Regions from separate parts of the Homo sapiens genome. Here region 1 is linked to region 2. The links are chromatin contacts, found by Hi-C or POLR2A ChIA-PET in ENCODE. All regions are on one chromosome and are shown on one strand. Each heading gives the region's core, a stretch centred on a gene start or an enhancer-like site at or near the end of the contact. The rest is flanking DNA. Distances are from core to core; before and after follow the strand shown. Region 1 has its middle 14 kb from the start of RPS14. Region 2 has its middle 15 kb from the start of ARSI.

Region 1 (4,799 bases), core at 1,374-3,873, 120 kb after region 2:
AGGCGTGAGTCACCGCACCCAGCCAATAAGCTGCTACATTTAAGTTGCTTGATAAGTGCTTAATAAATTTCAGCTGTATAACATCGTCAGTCTAGTTAGTGCTATTTTCCCTAATGTCGCACCACAGCTTGCCTCCCTGTAACTTCCATACTTTAGGTCTAGCTCTGTCCCTTGGAATTCTACCCTCTTTCGCACTCACCTGCAGGTTATTCCTATTGTTCTGCATTTCTCAATTTTTCTTTTTCTTTTTTGAGACAGAGTCTTGCTCCATCACCCAGGCTGGAGTGTAGTGATTCCATCTCAGCTTACTGCAACCTCTGCCTCCTGGACTCAAGCCATCCTCCCACCTCAGCCTCTTGAGTAGTTGGAACAACAGGTTCACACCACAATGCCTGGGTAATTTTGGTATTTTTGTAGAGACAGAGTCTCCCCATGGCTGGCCTCGAACTCCTAGGCTCAAGTGATCCGCCCACCTTGGCCTTCCAAAGTGTTGGGACTACAGGCGTGAGCCACCCTAGTCCATTTCTCAATTTTAATTTTCTCCTGATGCCAGAGTTTTTGGTTTTATTTTGTTTTTTTTTTTTGAGATGGAGTCTCCCTCTGTCGCCCAGGCTAGAGTGCAGTGTCATGATCTCGGCTCACTGTAATCTCCACCTCCTGGCTTTAAGCAATTCTCCTGCCTCAACCTCCTAAGTAGCTGGGATTACAGATGACTGCCACCACACCTGGCTAATTTTTTTTTTTTTTTTTTTTTTTTTAGTAGAGACAGGGCTTCACCATGTTGGCCAGGCTGGTCTTGAACTCATGACCTCAAGTGATCCGCCTGCCTTGGCCACCCAAAGTGCTGGGATTACAGGCTTGAGCCACTGCACCCGGCCACTTGATGCCAGATTTTCTTTTTGCAAGTTCCATTTTTCATCATGCAAACATAATTTCCCCAAGATCATGGTTTCTTCTTGTCAGAGTCATTGGTTGTTTGCCAGGCAAGCTCAACTTTGCCAGACACACAACTGCGGCGGGTGGGAGAATGTAGCTTCAGGGCCTCCCCTCCTGCCCTGACAGGCCTGATTGTTTACTCCCAGGAATTTGCATTACTTGGATTTGGAATCCCTGTCGGTAGGCCTCTCTGACAGCATACCCTAAGCATCTGCCATCAGGGCAGGATGATGTCATGATGAAGGGCCCGGACTCCGGAGCCAGGCAGAGCTAAGTTCAAATCCAGACTCCTCCACTTACTTGCTGTGTGATCTTGGCTGAGGCACTTAGTCTCCCTAAGCAAGCCTCAGTTTTCTCATCTGCAAAACAGGACTAATAATAATAATAATCTTGCCTGCTTCATAGCATGTTGTGAAGATTGATTAAGAGAATGCAGCCAGGCGCAGTGGCTCACACCTGTAATCCCAGCACTTTGGGAGGCCGAGGCAGGTGGATCATGAGGTCAGGAGTTCGAGACCAGCCTGGCCAATATGGTGAAACCCCGTCTCTACTAAAAATGCAAAAAACTAGCCAGCATGATAGCAGGTGCCTGTACTCCTCGCTACTCGGGAGGCTGAAGGGGAGAATCTCGCTTGAACCCGGGAGGCGAAGGTTGCAGTGAACCAAGATAGTGCCATTGCACTCCAGCCTGGGTGACAGAGCGAAACTCTGTCTCGGAAAAAAAAAAAAAAAAAAAGAGAATGCATGTAAAACACTCGGCATAGTACCTACCTCAATAAATGTTTGGCATTAATATCTAAGGCTGTGCTGTCTAACATGGCAGCCACTAGCTACACATGGTGGTTGAGCCCTTGAAATGTGGCTAGTCCAAATGGAAGTGTGCTATAAGTGGAAATATATAAGGGACCAGCCGGGCTCAGTGGCTCAGGCCTGTAATCCCAGCACTTTGAGAGGCTGAGGCGGGTGGATCACCTGAGTTCAGGAGTTCAAGACCAGCCTGACCAACATGGTGAAACCCTGTCTCTACTAAAAATACAAAAATTAGCCAGGTGTGGTGGTGGGTGCCTGTAATCCCAGCTACTTGGGAGGCTGAGACAGGAGAATTGCTTGAACCCGGGAGGTAGAGGTTGCAGTGAGACAAGATTGTGCCACTGCACTCCAGCCTGAGTGACAGAGAGACTCCGTCTCAAAAAAAAAAAGTACAATGGATCTCAAACTTCACACAAAAAAAGTAAAACATCTTAATAATTTTTATATTGATTATATGTTGGAATGAAAATATTTTGAACATATTGGGTTACATGAAATATATTATTAAAATTAATGTCATTTTGTGATACTTTATCAGTGTGGCTACTGGAAAATTTGAAATTACACCTGTGGCTCACTTCTGTGGCTTGCATCATATTTCTTTGGTGCTAATTCTAGTGGGTTTTATTGTTGTTTTCAGTGGGGGGGAGGAGATCTGGTTTGGTTTGGGAGCATTTGAATTCCACTGGCTGCACCTTTCTCTTTTACATGGCATCTGAGGTGCAAGGGCTCTTCAGAGATCACAGAGATGCAATCTCCTTTTTGTAAAGATGAGGAAACGGAGGCACATAAGAAATGGATAGGCTGAGGGCCACTGAACCAGGGGTGGCAGAACCCAGATCAGAACTAAGACAGCAAGGCAGCACGCGGCTTCCTGTCAGAACAATGCTGCCACCTGGTGGCCACCTATATATGACTGATGTAAGCTCCCACGGCAACGGGGCTCCCTTCAGGGGCAGGACTCTGCTACCGTGTACTTCCCAGCCCTCTGAAGAGATGCTGAGACAGGGCGGGTCCTCCTCCTCCTCGACTTCCTTGGTAGCCTGATTGCACTGAGCCCCAGCCTGCTAGAAGTGAAAGAGTGTGGCGATTAAGGGCACGGTCTGTGGTTATAGACAAGCGTATGTAAGTTTGAATCCTTGCTCCTGCCCCTTTCCAGCTGTGTGCCCCTGGACGAGTCACTTAACCTCTCTGACCCTCAGTTTCCTCACATGTTAAATTTTGATAATAACAGTACTTACCTCAAAGCGACTGAATGAGGTAATACTTGTAATATGAGTCATAAATATTTATATGATACCAGGTACGCATTGTCTCAGGTGCTGGGACAGCAGTGACCTGAACGGAAAAGTCCAGTAGTCACCAAGCCCAGTGGTTCTCAAAATGTGGTCTCTGAACCATCAACATCAGCACTACTTGGGAACTTAGAAATACAAATCTTCAGACCGGGTGCGGTGGCTCATGCCTATAATCCCGGCATTTTGGAGGCTGGGTTGGGTAATCAATTGAGCCCTGGAGTTCAAGACCAGTGAGGGCAACATAGCAAGACCCCACCTCTAAATAAAGAAAAAGAAAGAAAGATGGAAGGAAGGAAGGAAGGAAGGAAGGAAGGAAGGAAGGAAGGAAGGAAGAGAAAGAAAGAAAGAAAGAGAAAAAAGAAAGAAAGAAAGAAAGAAAGAAAGAAAGAAAGAAAGAAAGAAAGAAAGAAAAAGAAAGAAAAGAAAGGAAGGAAGGAGGGAGGGAAGGAAAGAGGCAGGCAGGGAGGGAAGGAAGGAAGGAGAAAGAAAGAAGGAAAGAAAAAGAAAAAGGAAAGAAAGAAAGAAAAAGAAAGAAAGAAAAGAGAAAGAAAGGAAAGAAAGAAAAGAAGGAAGAAGGCAGGGAGGAAGGGAAGGCAGGCAGGCAGGCAGGCAGGCAGGCAGGCAGATATTCAGGCCTCCATCCCAGATCTACTGAATCAGAAACTCGGGGTGGGAGCCCAGCAATCTGAATCTGATGCATACTTGTTTGAGAACCACTGACTTGGTGATATAGATGTTAATACCAAGTTGGGCTAAGATCTACACATTTGGCCGCATACATGGATAAATAGCTTGAGAATGATGGGCAGAGGTGAGGGATGCTAATGGATCTGTGATGTCAGGGAAGTTTGTCTGATAAGGCGACAGTTTCCAGCAGAGATCTAAAAGTGAGTATCTAGAGGAAAGAGAAGAAGGTCATGCCATCTCCTCTTCAAGACTCTCCCTGTAGACTGTAGACTGCATTCATGACTCTGCTTACTTCTCACTGGCCACAACTTAGTTGTGTGAGTGACACTTAGCTGCCTGGGAGGGGGCTGGAAACTGTACTGTTTATTCCTTGTTTCTCTTAATTCTATGTTTCTTCTTTTTTTTCTATTTTAATATTGCTCAGACCATCCTCCATAAAATGTCATCTTCATTCTGATCAGCCATACACGCAGCTAAAAATTGAGATTCCTATTTCCAATAGAAGATGAAGAGAAAGCATACTGGGACACAATTATCTCTGCCACATGGTGGTTGAGTCCTTGAAATGTGGCAAGTCCAAATGGAAGTGTGCTATAAGTGTAAATGTACAATGAATCTCAAACTTACCACAAAAAAACAGTAAAACATCTTATTAATAATTTTTATTTTGATTATATGTTGAAGTGAAAATATTTTGGACATATTGGGTTAAATGAAATATATTATTAAAATTAATGTCACTTTTTGGTACTTTATTAATATGGCTACTAGAAAATTTGAAATTACATATGTGGTTCACTTTTGTGGCTTACGTTGTATTTCTTTGGTGCTAATTCTAGTGGGTTTTATTGTTGTTTTCAGTAAGGGAGAAGAGAGATGGTATGTTTGGTTTGGGAGCATTTGAATTTCACTGCTTGCACCTTTCTCTTTTATGTGTTTCTGATATAACTAGCCTTTGGAAGTCTTTTACACGTGTATGCCTCCAGTGATGGAGAGATCACTATCTCATGAAGCAGTTTAAATCTCTGAGCAGCTCTTTTAGAAAACTCCTTTTTAGGCCAGGCGCAG
Region 2 (4,829 bases), core at 653-3,152:
CTAAGTAAAAGAAGCCACATGCAAAAGTTCGTGTATTGTGCAATTCCATTTGTGTGAAATATCTGGAATAGGTAAATTCATAGAGACAGAACCTGGACTGGTGGTTGCCAGGGTCTACGGGAAAGGGAGAATGGAGAGGGTTTCCTTTTGAAATGATGATCAATCAACAGGGTGTAGGGTGGCACTTACAAAAGAAAGGGCAGCTCCCACTGGAGTCAGGTGGCTACAGTTGAGGGTAGTCACATTCTTGCAGGGTGGAAGACAGAGTACTCTTTTGGAAAAGAGTAGTTATTTATTAAACTATAGTTTAATAAACAAGATGTGACACAATCAAACATTGGAGATAGGAGAAAATTTAGAACTACTCCATCAACATGGTGGCCACTAGCTGCCTGTGGCTAGTTAGATTTAAATTAATTCAATTCCTAAATAACAATAGCCACCTTTCAAAAGCTAGTGGTACCAAACTGGGTAGCAAAGACGTAGACATTTTCTACCATTACAGAAAGTTATATTGAAGAACATTAATTTAGAGACTGCAGAGTATGACTTTTTTTTTTTTTTTTTTTTTTTGAGACTGGAGTGCAGTGGCACGATCTCGGCTCACTGAAACCTCCATCTCTCAGGTTCAAGCGATTCTCCTGCCTCAGCCTCCCAAGTAGCTGGGATTACAGGCGCCCGCCACCACACCCAGCTAATTTTTATATTTTTAGTAGAAACAAGGTTTTGCCACGTTGGCCAGGCCACTCTTGAACTCCTGACCTCAGATGATCCACCAGCCTCAGCCTCCCAAAAAGTGCCAAGATTACAGGCATGAGCCACACCATGCCCAGCCGACTTCTTCATTTTATAGGTGAGAAAAATGAGGCCTAGAGAGATGAAGCATCTTATATAAGCACACACAACAATTTAGGGCCGCAGCCATAACCAACACTCAGGGCTTAGTTTAGGAAAAGTGGAGATGATGTTTTTAATTGGGAAGAAGCTCTATTGTCTCTTGTTTATAAAAGGAACATGCTTGTTGCATGCATTTTAGAAACACTCAAAAAATATTAAGAAAAATAAAGACCGACATAATTTCCATGACTCAGAGATTGTCATAGTTAACATTTATATATATTCTTCTAGGCCTTTTTTTTCCTATGCATTTCCATTCATAGACATATATATAGATTAAAATGCATTTTATTCTGTCTCCTGCTTTTTTCTCATTTAATATATTTCGGACATTTTTTATGTCATTAAATGTAGATTTATGCCATCATTTTAATATCTGTGAGAGATTAATTTTGAACAGGAGATTCTGCAAGACTCTTTTGAGGAAGTGGCATTTGAAAACAGACCCTTGAAGAATCAGGAGGCTGAGACGGTGGCCAGAGCGTTCTCAGCAGAGGGCAGAGTATAGACAAAGTCAAGTTGGTGACAGGACACTCTGTCCATTAGAAGCTTGCTTTTGACAGATGCAAGAATCAGGGCTCAGAGAGGCAAGGTAATGTTTACCAAGGTCATACAGTGAGTCCTTGTAAAGGGCAGGGCTCGAACCCAGGACTCCCAACTCTCAGGTCTGGGCTTTGGCCTCCAGAAAATCCAGTCTCGATTCTTCACATTGGTATTCGCAGCTTTGCATCACCTGGTTCTCACCCGCTTTGATTACCTTAATCACAGATGACATCCCATCACAGGACATCCTCTGCATCTGCTCCATGCACAGGCAGGGAGGTCAAGGCCCACTGAGGGGAAGGCAGTCTGAGTCATTAAGCAAGATGATAATCGCTGGCATGGAGAGAGCCCTCACTGCATGTCAGGCCATGAACTGGGGCCTGGTCCGCATCCTACCACAAGACCCTCTCTTCTCCTCCCTGGGGGCTGTGCCTGTGTGACCCCTGAGTCACCGTCTGCCTGCCTCACTGCTGTGAGTCAGCGGCATTCTTTGTGGCTGAGAGCAGCGCAGCTCAACCTCAGGGCCCTTCCCCTGTACCTTGGTGAGCCTGGCACATCCTCCAGCTAGGCTAGGAGTAAAAGAGTCAGCGGATGAGTGGCCTTGGGTCATGGCCTGAGAGCTGACCTGTGGGGGCCACTGGGATTCGGATGACTCAGAGCTGCCTCCATGCTGTTCGGAAGCTGGACACTGACTCTGTGAAGTAGTACTGGGCAGAAAGTACCAGCAACTGTCTGGGCTGGGAAGGGATGGTAGGAGGCAGTGAGAAGTTTCCCTGATAACCTCCCTTACCCCTTTGAGTACAAGTCAACCCCATCTCCGGGTGGCTGTTGGGGTGAGGGTTAAGAGCATGGGTTTTGCCACAAGGCAAACCTAGTTTGGGGTTGGAGTCCTAAGTCTGCTTCTTACAGTGTGACCTTGGCAAGTCACTTAACCTCTCTGGGCCTCTGAAAAAGGGAAACTGGGAAAACCAGTGCCTGCTACTGCAAAACTAAATGAGATCATGTATGTAATGCACTTAGCACAGTATAGGACACTGATAAAGCTCTTAGAAATTGGTAGTTATTATTTAGATAATATTATAGTAGACATTATCCAGGGTCTCTTCTAACATTCTCCTTTCATTTATTCACTCATTCATTCATGTGATGAGTATTTATATATTGAGTACCTATAGGAGTTGGGGGACAGAGTTCAGAACAGGCTTTCTGAGGACTGACGGTCACCCAATTGCTAATTGTATTATTCTGTTTTCATACTGCTATAAAGAACTGCCTGAGACTGGGTAATTTACAGAGGAAAGAGGCTTAATTGACTCATCAGTTCAGCATGGCTGGGGAAGGCCTCAAGAAACTTACAATAATGGCAGAAGATGAAGGGGAAACAAAGCACCTTGTTTACAAAGCAGCAGGTAGAAGTGCCAAGCAAAAAAGGAAGAGCCCCTTATAAAACCATCAGATCCCATGAGAACTCTATCGCGACCCACCCACCATAATCCAGTTACCTCCACCTGGACTCTCCCTTGACACGTGGGGATTATGGGGATTACAGTTCAAGAGGAGACTTGGGTGGGGACACAAAGCCTAACCGTATCACTGATGTTCACGGTTAACCCCTTCGTTGAGCAAAGAAAATACAGATATCAATAGACATGGTTCCTTCCATCATGGAACTTATATTCTAGTGGGGGAAAATGAGACAATAAATAGACAAATGGACAATAAACAAGAAAATGACAGATACAGTGGAGAGTGATGGGAAGAGGCCACTTTGGATGGAGTGGCCAGGGGCAACCTCTCTGAAGAGGTGGCATTTCCTGAGCCAGGAGGGCTGAGCCATGAGGGGAGCCTGGGCTTGTGAAGAGGCAGGAGGAGTGTCTCAAGCACGGCGAGGTCAAGGCAGGCACCAGTGTCAGGAGAAGGCTTTGCTGTGGATGACACAGCAAGGAGGCAGTGGGACTGCAGGGAGAAGGGAGCAGTGCAGGGTGAGATGTGGGCAGGGAGTGGCCAGACCTTGTGGGCCATGTTAAAACATGTTCATTTCTTGCTAAATGCAAGTCCATGCCTCCGTAGGCTGGAGTTCAGAGTAAGACTCTCGAATACCTGAATGAGAACTAAGCTGAGAAGAGCTTAACCATCTTTCTGAGGGGCATCCATGTCCCATCCAGACAGCTGTGAACATCAGCCCTCTCAGCACCAGCAGGGACCTTGAAAGTGAGCCCCTCCCCAAAGTAGGCAGGGAGACCACAGCAAAGCCACCCTGCACTGTGCTATTTCTGGCGGGGGGCCGGGCCCTCCAGCTGCATTCCAGGAGGAAATCTGACCAAATGGTTGAAACTGAGGAATGCAGAGCCCACCCCTACCTCAGACAGAAGGAGCCCTTTCTCACCCAGGCCCCTGAGGTGAGGCTTTCCGGGGACTAGGGGTCACCCGATTTCTCCTGTTTATGGTTAAAGCCTTTGCTGAGCAGAGAAAACACAGCTGTCAGCCAGAGGCTCAGCACAACACCTGCAGGAAGGGACCGGGCCTGGCAGGGGAGGGGGCTGCCCAGGCTTGCTGGGGTCCTCTCCCTGCCTGCAAAGTTCAGTCACTCTGGCATTCAAGGACCTGTATCTACCTTGACTATCCTAAGCAGGGAAGACAGCCTGCCACAGATCATCCTCTGAAGCCAGAGACGGACGGGGCCACCCAGCTAGATAATAACAATTGCTAACATCAAGAACTTACTATGGGTCAGGCGGTGTGGTCAGAGCTTGAGTAACATCTAACAAACCTTTGGTGTGGGTACTCGTGTTACTGCCATTTTACAGATGGAGAAATTGAGGCTTCAGAGGTTTAATGACAAGCCCAAGATCAAGCAACTACTAAGTAGAGGACTCAAGATTTGAACCCCGGCCTTCTGACTCTAGAGCTCGCTCTGGTTTTCATTGTGTTTGATTTCCTTATATTAATTTTTTCTCAAAGGGAACTTATTATAATACTACTATTAATGGAAACACATATTAGGCAAAAGTAAAAATAAAAGCAAAAAAAAAAAAGGAAATAATGTTAGTAAATTCCAGCTGGATACTGTTGCTGTTCAAAGAGCTAAATCTGAAACCTTTATTCAACTGATGAACAAGAGAGATTAACAAATGTTAGAAAGGTATTGATGATACACAAGCACTGAACTGAGTCAGGATTTCTCTTGAAATAATCTGCAAGCTAAAATGAGATTGAAAAGGGAATCAGTTTTTCACTGCGTGCTTCACTGTTATTTAATATGGTTTAGCTATGTAGTCATCATTAGTGCTGTTCAGCAAACATTTCTGGCTTTCTGCCTCCCAGGCACATGGAGGGTTGACACCTCCTGATTCCTTTGTGATTGGGTGGGGCCATGTGACCAGTTCTGG

The links. Hi-C counts contacts between places; a loop is a spot of excess contacts on that map. ChIA-PET counts read pairs that join two places held with the same protein, here RNA polymerase II (POLR2A). Pooled maps may share reads with other maps.
Region 1: a pooled map shows a loop between it and region 2 (2.2-fold over the local background). The contact joins two enhancer-like sites. A Hi-C loop is called at or near these places in 2 of 50 pooled maps. POLR2A ChIA-PET finds 5 or more read pairs at or near these places in 3 of 52 experiments (A673, H1 and HepG2).

The regions. Positions count from the first base shown.
Region 1 is chr5:150,433,613-150,438,411 of GRCh38, forward strand. No RefSeq gene overlaps it. Among named protein-coding and RNA genes, the nearest start is that of RPS14, 14 kb to the right of the region's middle. RefSeq lists a silencer at 3,780-3,980. Within about 2 kb of position 2,624, at least 2 of the 41 ENCODE cell types and tissues checked have a DNase peak (open chromatin) inside an H3K27ac peak, as active enhancers do.
Region 2 is chr5:150,315,434-150,320,262 of GRCh38, forward strand. No RefSeq gene overlaps it. Among named protein-coding and RNA genes, the nearest start is that of ARSI, 15 kb to the left of the region's middle. RefSeq lists enhancers at 1,472-2,671, 1,813-2,107. Within about 2 kb of position 1,903, at least 9 of the 41 ENCODE cell types and tissues checked have a DNase peak (open chromatin) inside an H3K27ac peak, as active enhancers do.